Regions from separate parts of the Homo sapiens genome. Here region 2 is linked to region 1. A link is an interaction called in ENCODE POLR2A ChIA-PET data of the cell type or tissue named here. Cell type or tissue: IMR-90. All regions are shown on one strand. Region 1 overlaps THAP3 (THAP domain containing 3). Region 2 overlaps NOL9 (nucleolar protein 9).

Evidence for each region. ChIA-PET counts read pairs that join two places held together with the same protein. Peaks named below come from ENCODE experiments on the same cell type or tissue, not always from the same donor. Only the 100,000 strongest peaks of a DNase experiment are listed, where the experiment ranks them.
Region 2: POLR2A ChIA-PET joins it to region 1 with 5 read pairs; 7 of 35 experiments call an interaction of 5 or more read pairs at or near these places.

The regions. Positions count from the first base shown.
Region 1 is chr1:6,629,110-6,633,109 of GRCh38, forward strand. It overlaps THAP3 (THAP domain containing 3), which reads left to right. Exons shown (of 6, transcript NM_001195753.2): 4 at 1,179-1,244; 5 at 3,282-3,386; 6 at 3,687-4,000. The coding sequence ends at 3,968. Among named protein-coding and RNA genes, the nearest start is that of THAP3, 6.2 kb to the left of the region's middle. In IMR-90, no CTCF peak of the experiment used is centred here; no DNase peak of the experiment used is centred here.
Region 2 is chr1:6,537,107-6,541,106 of GRCh38, forward strand. The region is part of intron 6 of NOL9 (nucleolar protein 9); the gene reads right to left. It also overlaps the pseudogene RNU6-731P. Among named protein-coding and RNA genes, the nearest start is that of NOL9, 15 kb to the right of the region's middle. In IMR-90, no CTCF peak of the experiment used is centred here; a DNase peak (open chromatin) is centred at 2,015.

The DNA.
Region 1 (4,000 bases):
GAGAATCTCTTGAACCGGGAGGCAGAGGTTGCAGTGAGCCAAGCTTGCCTTGGTGGAGGTGGGATGTGTGGGCCTGGCTCAGGAGAGGGCTCACAAAGAGTTGGATGCTGAAGCCTTGAGATCGCATGATAGGCCACAGGGGCACCCACGTGGAGTGGGCAGGCAGGGCAGTGGCGGGACAAGCCACAGGCCAGCAGCTCCCTGCATTGGTGGATTTATGGGGAGAGGAAAGGGATCCGTGAGTGGAGAGTGGAGCCGATGGGAAGAACAAAGCGGCCACGTAGCAAACACGCCCAGAGCGGCCGCCTGGGAGCCCCTGCCCCATCTGTCCTCCCCAGCACCCTTCCCAGATAGCCTCATGCAGTCTGCCTGAACCTCTTCAGGTTGGCAGTCCCTTCCTTCAGGAAGCCCTTCTGGACCCTCAAACCCCCTCTTGCCTCCGACCCCTTCCTGCCCCTCAGTCTTCCTGGCCCCTGTGGCCCCTGCTGTCCTTCCTGTTTCCCTCATTGGTTTTGTCTTCTCCCCTGGAACAGAATCTCCATGAGGGCAGGGGCTGCCTTCCCTGCTTCAGGCCCCACACCCAGGACGCTGCCTGGCACAGCCCAGGTGCTCGGGGTATGTGTCCATAGATGAACACTTTAATCACCTTCACGTATTTGTGATAACGTTTGTCCTGGAAAGATGACACTTGAGCCACTGGGAGTGGGGACGTTTGTCACTGTAGCCCTCGGTGCTTCCAGTGCCTGGTTGGTGGGGAGAAGCTGGGTACGGCCTCTGCCAGCTCTGCTTTGTGGGCCCCACCCCAGTGTGGCCCAGGGGCTGCAGGTTCTGGGTCAGTGGCACCTCGAGTGGTGAGCTGCGCTTCTGCTGCTTGCTGGCGGTCATGGGGCCAGGTGCCAGGCCCTGGGGTGACACATAGGAAGTAGATGGGTCCCTAGCTCTACAGGGACCTATTCAGGGCACTCTGACCATGATTTGAGGACATCTTTGGAGAAAGAGAAGCGCACCAAGCGGGCAGTGTGAGTTGGGCTGAGCTTCAGGTCAGTTTCATTTAGCAGCTGTTCGTTGACTGGGGCATGCAGTGGGCCGAGCAGCGGGGACAAGCATGATGCCCGAGGCCTGCCCCGAGCTCTGAGGGTTCTTGGGGTCTGCATCCACTCTGTGTGTGTCTCTTGTAGCAGGTGAGGGAGAACACAGACCCTGCCAGTGAGAGAGGAAATGCCAGCTCTTCTCAGAAAGAAAAGGTGAGTGCACCGGGCCAGGTACTTGAATGTTTAAATTATGCTGTGGGTTGAGACAGGGAGGTGGGATTTTCCCAGCAAGGCCGGCCCGCAGGGCTGTCGCCTTTCCTCATATGCCAGTTTGGATTCCCGGTTTTTCTGGAGGGAAGGCCCAAGCCTCTCAGCTTCCTTCTTTTCAATATCAAAGAATCTCAGTTGCTAGTAGGGATCGTGCCTGATTCCCTTTTTCTTTTCTTTTTTTTGAGACTGAGTCTCGCTCTGTCACCCAGTCTGGAGTGCAGTGGCATGATCTCGGCGCACTGCAACCTCTTCCAGGTTCAAGTGATTCTCTTGCCTCAGCCTCCCGAGTAGCTGGGATTACAGATGCCCGCTACCACGCCCGGCTAATTTTTGTGTTTTGAAATAGAGACGGGGTTTTACCACGTTGGCCAGGCTGGTCTCGAACTCCTGACCTCAGGTGATCCACCCACCTCTGCCTCACAAAGTGCTGGGATTATAGGTGTGAGCCACCGCGCCTGGGCCCCCACTTTTTTTTTTTTGTAGAGATAGCATCTTGCTATTTTACTCAGGCTGGTCTCAAACTACCGGGCTCAAGCCATCCTCCCACCTCAGTCTCCCAAAGTGCTGGGAGTATAGATGTGAGTCACTGCACCCAACCTTTTTCTTTGTTTTTGAGACAGGGTCTCACTCTGTTGCTCAGGCTCTGTACAGTGGTGCAGTCATGGCTCGCAGCAGCCTCAACCTCCCAGGATCAAGCCATCCTCCCACCTGAGCCTCCCAAGTGGCTGGGACCACAAGCATGTGCTACCATGCCCAGCTAATTAAAAATTTTTTTTTTTTTTTTTTTTAGAAATGGGGGTCTTGCTATCTTGCCCAGTCTGGTCTCAAACTCTTGGATTCAGGGGATTCTCCTGCCTTGGCCCCACAAAGTGCTGGAATTATAGGCGGGAGCCACCGCACCTGGCCGTGCCTGATTTCTTAAAGTTCAGTTCCAGGGCCGGGCGAGGTGGCTCACGCTTATAATCCCAGCAGTTTGGGAGGCTGAGGCGGGTGGATGTCTTGAGGCTAGGAGTTTGAGACCAGCCTGGCCAACATAGTAAAAACCCCATCTCTACTAAAAATATAAAAATTAGCCGGGCTGGGCGCAGTGGCTTGCGTCTGTATTCCCAGCACTTTGGGAGGCCGAGGCAGGCGGATCACCTGAGGTTAGGAGTTCGAAACCAGCCTGGCCAACATGGTGAAACTCCATCTCTACTAAAAATACAAAAATTCGGCTGGGCCTGGTGGCTCACACCTGTAATCCTAGCACTTTGGCAGGCTGCGGCAGGTGGATTGCCTGAGGTCAGGAGTTCGAGACCAGCCTGGCGAAACCCCGTCTCTACTAAAAATACAAAAATTTAGCTGGGCATGGTGGTGGATGCCTATAATCCCAGCTACTCTGGAGGAGAATCACTTGAACCCAGGGGGCGGAGGTTGCAGTGAGCTGAGATCGCACCACTTCACTCCAGCCTGGGTGAAAGAGTGAAACTCCATCTCAAGAAAAAAAAAAATTAGCCAGGTGTAGTGGCATGTGCCTGTAGTCCCAGCTACTCAGGAGGCTGAGGCAGAATTGGTTGAACCCGGGAGGCAGAGGTTGCAGTGAGCCGAGATCATGCCACTGCACTCCAGCCTGGGTGACAGAGTTAGATTCCGTCTCAAAAAAAAAAAAAAAAAAATTTAGCCAGGCGTGGTGGCACATGCTTGTAATTCTAGCTACTCAGGAGGCTGAGGCACGAGAATCACCTGAACCCTGGGGGTGGAGGTTGCAGTGAGCCGAGATTGCACCACTGCACTCCAGCCTAAGTGACAGAGCGAGACTGTCTCAAAAAAAAAAAAAAGTTCAGTTCCAGGGTGTGTGCTAGGGAGAAGCTGGCTGTGGAGGGGCACAGACCCTGGAGCTGGTCCCTGGCTGTTGCCACTCCCCTAGAGGGACAAGTAGCAGCTGCAGGAGGGCCCTGCATGTGCAGGGCTGTAGTGCAGACTTCACCCTGCCGTTCCCAGGTCCTCCCTGAGGCGGGGGCCGGAGAGGACAGTCCTGGGAGAAACATGGACACTGCACTTGAAGAGCTTCAGTTGCCCCCAAATGCCGAAGGCCACGTAAAACAGGTAAGACTGAGTGCAAAGGTGGTCTGTGGTTGGACACAAGATGACTTGCTCCAAACAAAATGGAAACCAGTGAGCACCCACCATGAGACCTGTGTGGCCGAGGCAGGGTGTGCAGCCTGGGTTTCAGAGCTCCCCAGTCAAATTCTCCACCATGGTGTGGGCACATCTGGATTTTGGGGGAGCAGCCCGGAGTGTCTAGCTGCCCTGGGGTTGTGCTGTGTGCGTGTCTGGTGGCCTGCTCACCATGGCCCGCCTTCCTGCTGGTGATGCAGCTCTAGGCTCTCACTCCCCTGTCCTCAGGTCTCGCCACGGAGGCCGCAAGCAACAGAGGCTGTTGGCCGGCCGACTGGCCCTGCAGGCCTGAGAAGGACCCCCAACAAGCAGCCATCTGATCACAGCTATGCCCTTTTGGACTTAGATTCCCTGAAGAAAAAACTCTTCCTCACTCTGAAGGAAAATGAAAAGCTCCGGAAGCGCTTGCAGGCCCAGAGGCTGGTGATGCGAAGGATGTCCAGCCGCCTCCGTGCTTGCAAAGGGCACCAGGGACTCCAGGCCAGACTTGGGCCAGAGCAGCAGAGCTGAGCCCCACAGGCTCCGGACGCAGAGGTGGCAGT
Region 2 (4,000 bases), 92 kb before region 1:
TTGACTTCTGACAAAGGTGCTAATAACAAAACAAGGGGGAAGGACAGTCTTCAATAAATAAGGCCGGGAAATCTGGTTATCCACGGGGAGAAGAAGGATACTAGATATCCTTATCAAACACCATATACAAAAATCAACTCAAAATGGAATAAAGACTTAAGTATTAAGACCTGAAACTGTAAACCTACTAGAGGAAAAGCTTCATGACACTGGTCTAGGTAACAATTTTTTGGATATGACCCCGAAAACAAAGGTTAACAACAGACAAATGAGATGGCATCAAACTAAAAAGCTTCTGCATAACAAAGGAAAAAATTCCAAAGAGACAACCCTCAGAATGGGAGAAAACATCTGTAAATCATCCATCTGATAAAGAGTTAATATCCAAAATATGTAAGGAACACAAGAAACTCAACAGCAAGAAAACAAATAACCCAACTGAAAAATGGGTAAGGCACTTGTACTGACTTCAAAACTTACCGAAAAGCTATAGTAATTAAAACAATATGATACTGGGTCAAGGACAGACATGTACACTGATGAAACAGAAACGGAACCAGGAAATAAGCCCATACATATAAGATCAAACAATCTTCAAGATAGTCTTTTCAACAAATGGTGGTGGAAAATCTCAATATCTATATTCAAAAGAAAGAAGCTGGACCAATTCCTTACACTATATGAAAATATTAATTCAAAATGGATCAAAAACCTAAACTTAAGAGTAAAAACTGGGCTGGGTGCGGTGGCTCACACCTGTAATCCCAGCACTTTGGAGAGGCCGAGGCAGGTGGATCATGAGGTCAGGAGATTGAGACCATCCTGGCTAACACGGTGAAACCCCGTCTGCACTCCAGCCTGGGCGACAAAGCAAGACTCCATCTCAAAAAAAAAAAAAAAAAAAAAAAAGAGTAAAAACTGAACAAACAAATTCAGGCTGAAAAATTTAAAAATAAAAAAATTTAAAAAGTTAAAAACTATAAAGCTCTTACAAGAAAACATTAGAGACAATCATGATGACATTGGATTTAGTAATGATTTCAAGGATGTAACACCAAAAGCATAGGCAACAAGTGAAAAAATAGATACACTGAACTTCATCAAAATTAAGAACTGTGCATCAAAGGTTATTGTCAAGAAAGCAAAAAAACAACCTACAGAACAGGAGAAAACATTTGCAGATTGTACATCTCATAAAGGATTAATATAAAGAACTACTATTAATACGAAGAACTACTAAACTCAACAAAAAGTAACAATCCAATTCAAAAACATGCAGGCTGGGACCGGATGCCGTGGCTCACGCCTGTAATCCAGGCACTTTAGGAGGCCAAGCAGGTGGATCACCTGAGGTCAGGAGTTCGAGACCAGCCTGGCCAACATGGTGAAACCCCATCTCTACTAAAAATACAAAAATTAGCTGGGCATGGTGGCGGGCATCTATAATCCCAGCTACTCGGGAGGCTGAGGCAGGAGAATCACTTGAACCCAGGAAGCGGAGGTTGCAGTGAACTGAGATCACACTACTTCACTCCAGCCTCGGCACTCCGTCTCAAAAAGGAAAACAAACAGACAAAAAACAAAAAAACAAGCAGGCTGGGTGTGGTGGCTCATGCCTGTAATCCCAGCATTTTGGGATGCTGAGGCAGGTGGATCGCCTGAGGCCAGGAGTTCGAGACCAGCCTGGCCAATGTGGTGAAACCCTATCTCTACTAAAAATACAAAAATTAGCCAGGCGTGGTGTAGTTCCAGCTACTTGGGAGGCTGAGGCAGGAGAACTGCTTGAACCCGGGAGGTGGAGGCTGTAGTGAGCTGAGATCACGCCACTGCACCTCAGCCTGGGCGAAAGAGCAAGACTCTGTCTCAGAAACAAACGAACAAAAAAAACACACAAGCAATATTCAAGGACTGGAACAGACATTTTTCCAAAGAAGATATACAAATGGCCAATAAGTACATGCTCAACATCATTAGTCATTTAAGGGAATGTAAATGAAAACCAACATGAGACATTACTTCACACAAACTCAGACAGCTATAATCAAAATAAGCATTGGTGAGGATACGGAGAAATCAGAACTCTTGTGCATTGCTGCTGGGAATGTAAAATGCAGCTACTGTGAAAAACAGTTTGGCAGTTCTCAAAACATTAAACACAGAACTACCATAAGACCCAGCAATTCCACTCCTCGGTATACACCTGAAAGAACTGAAAGCAGGATATGGAGGAGATATTTGAATACCCATGTTCATAGCAGGATTATTCACGAAAGCCAAAATGTGGAAAGAAGCCAAGTGTCCCTTAACAGCTGAATGGATAAACTAAATGTGATATACACATACAATTGAATAACATCCAGCCATCAAAAAGAATTATTATTATTATTATTTATTGAGGCAGAATCTCACTGTTTGTCACCCAGGCTGGAGTGTAATGGTGCAATTTCAGCTCACTGCAGCCTCTACCTCCCAGGTTCAAGTGATCCTCCTGCCTCAGACTCCCAAATATCTGGGACTATAGGCATGGACCACCAAGCCCAGCTAACTTTTGTATTTTTTTTAATAGGGACTGGGTTTCACCATGCTACCCTGGTCTCAAACTCCCAGGCTCAAGCAATCTGCCGGCCTTGGCCTCCCAAAGTGCTGGGATTACAGGTGTGAGCCATGGCACCTGGCCAGGAATTAAATTTTGATACATGCTACAACATGGATGGATTTTGACAATACTATGCTGAGTGAAATAAGCCAGACAAAGGATAAGTATTGTGTGACTCCACTTACATGAGAATAGCCAAATTCATAGGGACAAAAAGTAGAACAGAGGTGAAGTCTCTAGGGGCTAGGAAAGAGGACAAGAGGAGGACAAGAGGGAGTTAAGGGAGTTACTCTTTTTTTTGAGACAGAGTTTTGCTCTTGCTGCCCAGACTGGAGTGCAGTGGTGAGATCTCGGCTCACCGCAACCTCTCCCTCCCGGGTTCAAGCGATTCTCCTGCCTCAGCCTCCCAAGGAGAGTTATTCTTTTTTTTTTTTTTTTGAGACAGAGTCTTGCTCTGTCGCCCAGGCTGGAGTGCAGTGGTGAGAGCTCAGCTCACTGCAAGCTCCGCCTCCTGGGTTCATGCCATTCTCCTGCCTCAGCCTCCCAAGTAGCTGGGACTACAGGCGCCCGCCACTACGCCTGGCTAATTTTTTGTATTTTTAGTAGAGACGGGGTTTCACCATGTTAGCCAGGATGGTCTCGATCTCCTAACCTCGTGATCCACCCGCCTTGGTCTCCCAAAGTGCTGGGATTACAGGCATGAGCCACCAAGCCCAGCCGAGAGTTATTCTTTAATGAGTACAGTTTTCATTTTGGGATGACAAAAAACCACACCCGACTAATTTTTAAATTTTTTGTAGAGACAGGGTCTCACCACGTTGCAAACACAACAAAAAAGTTGTGGCCAGGCACAGTGGCTCATGCCTACAATCCCAGAACTTGGGAGTCAGAGGTGAGTAGATGACCTGAGGTCAGGAGTTCGAGACCAGCCTGGCCAACATGGTGAAACGCTGTCTCTACTAAAAATACAAAAATTAGCTGGGCATGGTGGCGTGCGCCTGCAGTCACAGCTACTCAGGAGGCTGATACAGGAGAATAGCTCGAACTCAGGAGGCGGGGGTTACAGTGAGCACAGATCACACCACTGCACTCTAGCCTGCCTAGGTGACAGAGCAAGACTCCATCTTAAAAAAAAAAAAGCAAGCAAGGTGGTACTTACTCCAGCAGCACATATACTAAAAAACTGGAATGATACAGAGAAGACTGGCAATGGGCCCCGCACAAGGATAACATATTATTTTTTTTAAGTGATGTAGAACTGTGGATAACTGGTGAATTTTCAATAAAATCTGTAGACTGGTTAACAGCGTTTTTTTTTTTTTTTTTTTTTTTGAGATAGAATCTCACTCTGTTGCCCAGGTTGGAGTGCAGTGGAATGATCTTGGCTCACTGCAACCTCCACCC